Linked DNA regions of Homo sapiens: region 2 is linked to region 1. Evidence: read pairs that join two places in POLR2A ChIA-PET (ENCODE). Cell type or tissue: GM12878. All regions are shown on one strand.

What was found. Peaks named below come from ENCODE experiments on the same cell type or tissue, not always from the same donor. Only the 100,000 strongest peaks of a DNase experiment are listed, where the experiment ranks them.
Region 2: POLR2A ChIA-PET joins it to region 1 with 6 read pairs; 7 of 35 experiments call an interaction of 5 or more read pairs at or near these places.

Annotation. Positions count from the first base shown.
Region 1 is chr2:134,281,677-134,284,176 of GRCh38, reverse strand. The region is part of intron 2 of MGAT5 (alpha-1,6-mannosylglycoprotein 6-beta-N-acetylglucosaminyltransferase); the gene reads right to left. Among named protein-coding and RNA genes, the nearest start is that of MGAT5, 29 kb to the right of the region's middle. RefSeq lists an enhancer at 1,599-1,808. In GM12878, no CTCF peak of the experiment used is centred here; DNase peaks (open chromatin) are centred at 996 and 1,406; H3K4me3 peaks cover 1,212 bases; H3K27ac peaks cover 2,500 bases.
Region 2 is chr2:134,126,774-134,129,273 of GRCh38, reverse strand. It overlaps MIR3679 (microRNA 3679), which reads right to left and starts at 2,149; the gene lies at 2,082-2,149. It also overlaps a transcript of MGAT5 not described here. In GM12878, no CTCF peak of the experiment used is centred here; a DNase peak (open chromatin) is centred at 1,541; H3K4me3 peaks cover 1,395 bases; H3K27ac peaks cover 581 bases.

The DNA of each region.
Region 1 (2,500 bases):
ACCATCCACCAAGGATTTTGGAAAGTTGCAATCTCCCATTTGGAGGAAATGTTAGAACATCTAAATCTTTTCCACTTATAAAAGCTCATGAATCTCTGGATCTGAAAGAGGAAACAAAGATAATGTGATGTGCTGAAGGTCTCAGCATCAATTCTGTCAGCAGTGGGCTTAATCCCAGCCTCCTGAGCCCTGACCCTACATTTCTTCACTAGGGCTCACAGTCTCTAGCCTGGAATTCCTCAATCTGTGGCCAGTTTACATTCTCAACTCTAATTGCTAGCCAGTCACAAATTTCTCAGAGAGCCTAGTGCAGCGATGTATCCTTGCATCACAGAAAGAGAACCCAGCGGCCGGGGGAAGCTGTATCGTTCTCCTGTTAAGAACAGGACCCAGCTTAAGTCAAGCCTCATAAATAACCATGAAGACCAATGACAACTTCACGGTGGGATTCTGAAGCCTCAAAGCCACACACCCACATTCTCCAAACTGAGAAGAGTTTCTGTAAAAAAAAAAAAAAAAAAAAAAAAAAAAGATACTACATTCCTCAACAATGGCTTTAAATGTGAATAGAGACAGGCACCTACAGACAAGAAGTTGAACCCTATATAAACTGTGCACCGACTTCATGACTGAAACTCCAAACCCTACCTCAAATGTGTGATCCTTCTGTTAAATCTTGATTTTATTTAGCCCCTTCTTTGATGAATGACTAGAACCTGCTCCCCATTTGGTGCCTCTAACATAATTTTCGAGGCTCCTTAGTTTTGGTTAAAAACTTATGGAACAAAGGCACATACAGACCCTCTTAAAACCATTTGCCAAAACCACATTTTGTTAATTATAGCAACAGCCAGTATTTCCTGAGCACTTAACCATGTGCCAGCCCTCCCTCCACAGACACTTTCTCATGTGGCCCCATGAGCTAGTTTCTGCTGTACAGATGAGAGAACTGAGACTTAACCTCTCTAAATGACTTCACCACAGTTGCACCACTGTGGAACTCAGACTTGAACCCCAGCAGCCTGAGTCTGTACTGCGCACACAAGTCTCATCACATGCTGAACCAATGCGTTAACACATCCAGACCTTTCTGTGGTTCCAACACTGCTCTCTCAAAAGTCTAGTTTGAGCCTAGCAGAAACATAAATGACAGATGATACAGTAAAGGGTCCTTTTTTTTTTTTTCGGTTTTGGTTTTAATAGGCCACCTTCTGTATTAGAATTAAAAGGGCCCAACAGTGGTTCTTAAATGCACCCAGGAAGAATGTGCCCTGGGCTGTTGTACAGACTGATCCTGCTGGCAGCTAGCTGGAGAACCCCAGGCCTCCCTCACTCAATAATATGGGTCTCTGCTCAATCTCTCTTCTTCAGAGAGGCTTTCTTGACAAGCCTCAAACCTGAAACAGCACCCACTTCCTTCGCTAATTTCTTACCCTACTTTGCTGTTCCTCAAGCATTTTTCACCAGATGTGTTTATGTATTTGTTTCCTATCTGCCTTCACTGCTGGAGTGTCATCTCCAGAAAGAAGAGATGGTTTTGCTCATCACTATCTCCAGTGCCTAGACAGTGCCTGGCACAGAACAGGCACTTGCCGTATCTGTTAGTAAAGAAACAAATCGATCTCTGGGTGGTAGAATAACAGCTACTTTGTATTTTCATCTTTTTGCTTAGCTGTAATTTCCAGATTTTCAGCAGAGCATCCCTCCTTGTACTACAGAAGCACTGTTTTTTAAGCCTTTCCTTTTGAAAACACAGCACTATTATTCAGTTATACACATCAACTCAAAGGTAGAGATGATGGCTGTATGGTCACTGGTAGCCCGGGGGCATGAAAACCCATGCTAAATTAATCCCCAGGTGCCTGGCTTGACAGCTCCGTACACCCAGCCCGGCATGGCACACACTCCTGGCCAACTCAGTTGCTAATAATGGCCTTCTGCCCTCAGGGAGCAACCATCCTCCCCATGTGGCATAGACACAGGCTAAAAGCCACCTTCTTAATCCTCATTGCATTCCTGGGCAGTACAGGGAAGGCAGTTTATCTTCATCACCATGTCATTCATGTCTGACAGAGGCCAGAAGCGAAAGGAGAAAACCTGAACACACAACCATCTCCAGGAGACACCCATCTGCCTCCCCAGAGTTAGGATTCTGTGAACCACTGATGAGAAATGACTGGCACTTCTGCCAAGAGGTTCACTGTGTTTCAACCTCAGATACCATCAGATACAGCTTCTACTAATCTTCTCCTTGCCTCGACCCAACTGCATCCTGAAATAAAGTCTTAAATATTTACTTTGTTCTTCTGCAAATCTTGCTATAACTTGTACTGTTCACATTAACCACACTTAATGAAAGCAATTATCGAGAAGGTTCTATTAACATAGAGTTTAGACAGGTTAATGACTGTCTTCCCTTGAGAGCTGAGCACTCCCGCACAGGAGTTCCCCTCCCCATTTTGGAGTGGGAAGGTACAGTAAAGGGTCAGGCAGTTTCTGG
Region 2 (2,500 bases), 150 kb after region 1:
AGAGAGACAAGGACTCAGCTGGACATTGCTGGCATTGAAACTGGAGAAGGGGGCATGAGCCTAGGAACACGGGCAGCCTCTAGAAGCTAGAAAAGGCAAGGAGACCGATTCTCCCTTCAAGCCTCCAGAAAGGAATAGACACCTTGATCTCGGCCAGTGAGACCCATAAGGGACCTCTGACCTACAGAATTCAAAGAGAATAAATGTGTGTGGCTTTAGCTGCTAAGTTTGTGGCTGTTACAGCAGCAATAGAAGTAATCTTGTAGTATTTCTATTAGAGACTGACAGTGAGGAAATAGAACAGTCACACTTGAAACCACTGAACTAGGAGGAAGAAACTCGGAAACTTAAAGAGTATTAACCAGACATGGCATCAAAAAATGGAAAGCTGTCCAGACACGGTGGCTCACAACTGTGAGCACTAAGAGAGACTAAGGCATTTTGAGAGACTAAGGCAGTAGGATCGCTTGAGGCCAGGACTTCGAGACCAGCTTGAGCAACATAGTAAGACTCGTGTCTCTCCAAAAACTAAAATTTTTTTTAAAAATTTAGCCAGGCGTGGTGACACATGCCTGTAGCCCTAGCTACTCAAGAAGCTGAGGCAAGAGAATCACTTCAGCCCAGGAGTTGGAGGTTACAGTGAGCTATGATTGCACCACTGCACTCTAGCCTGGGTGACAGAGAAAGACCCTGTCTCTAAAAAAAAAAGAACTAATAAAACTTGAAAGTTGTATTTGATTCTGCTTACAGAAATAGAGAAAAGGCACTATCATAGAATAAGCAACTCATTATCATGAAAAACACTTTACAGGAAGAACAATAAAATCTTAATACACAGTATTACCAAGGATCCCCTACCTATACTACTTAACAAGCTGGTACTAGGGGAAAGGCCATAGTAACAAAATCCTTTCACAGAAACTTTCTGCAGACTTCCTTTAACTGATGGCTACTCCAAACCTGCAGCTCTCTGATCACTCCCTCTTTCTTCTTTCTCTCTCTCTCTTTCTTTTCTTTTTCTTTTCTTTCATTCTCTCCTTCTCTTTCTCTCTTTTTTTTTTTTCTTTGTAGAGGCAGGAGTCTTGCTTTGTTGCTCAGGCTGGTCTCAAACTCCTGGGCTCAAGCAATCCTTCCATCTCAGCCTCTGAGAGTGCTGGGATTACAGGCATGAGCCACTGCACCCAGCCTCCACTTTTTCTTAAGATAACATTGACAATAAGGTAATAAGCCCTAGTGGTGTGTGGACACACACACTCACATTCAGAGTCCCAATTTGTTGACCTGCATGAGACCATAAACTGTGCTAAGAGGAAAAAAAAAATGTCCACAGACTGATTTTAAAAGATGAACTCTGAAAGAGCATAATGACCAAACGGAACCTCAAAATCAGGAACACACCTAGGAATCTTTTTAAGGATAGACTAAAGAAACTAAAGTAGCTGAGTGTGCAGAACCCAGCCACGCAGGCACACTAGTAGAACCCTCCAAGTGTGGGAGGGGCTAAGTGATGCACCACTTTTCAGATGAGAAATCAGAATCACTAACCACAGAATCGGCCCACATGAAGACAGCCAGCTAAGTGCAGAAGCCTCACCTGCCACGGTCGGAGTTCACTCACGATGCCATGCTGCCTGGACAGCTCATCTCGTGACTCCAGCACGCCAGGCCTGGAGCTTCCAGCCTGTACCCATGAGAGCTCCATGACACTCCTTTCTTTATTGGACCTACATGTTTCTTTTTTTGTTTTGGGGGGGTTGGAACAAGCCTGGGGGGGGGGGAAACCTTTTCCTTGAAGGAGCTCACTGGACATAAGAATTGCAAAGGAGGAATGGTGAACCTCTAAAAGTTGATCGTATTTACCCAGGAGAATTACATTTGTGTGTAATGTACAGTGAAGACTGCCCAATAACAATGTCATCTTTAAACCCACCAAGCATAATAGCTAAAAATCAAATAAAGGAAGAATGTTAACATTCTTAGTCACAGAGACTAGAACTTTTTTACAGAGGGAAGGCAATCAAGATGAACAGAGGGGCTTGAAGCTGTGTTTGCAAAGGTCTTACACAGGACTGGGGACACCGCATGATGAAGATTACTGGGGGGAAGGGAATAGAGGGAAACTCCCCTTCCCTGCCATATCCTCACCACGTGGGGCCTCTAACTAGGTGCTCTAAAAAATTACAGGAAAGGGGACGAAGGAAGTATACCAAACAAATACTAAGAAAGGTGCCAAAGGAAAACAGAGAAATCACACAGAGCATGAGGCAGAGATGGTACTTTCTCTTTGCATCCAAGAAAGAATCGGTCATTCAGAAAACTCCTCACCGGCATGGATGCTTGTAAATAACAAACTGGAGGTGAAAATAAGATGGTTTAAAAAAAAAAAAAGCAGCTGCAAGAAGACTGATACCAAACTTCCTTATGTTGAAAGGTAGTAGTTACACACTGAATGTGTAGACAGAATTTGGCCCTGCTTGTGGCAGTGTGTAAACACCTAGCC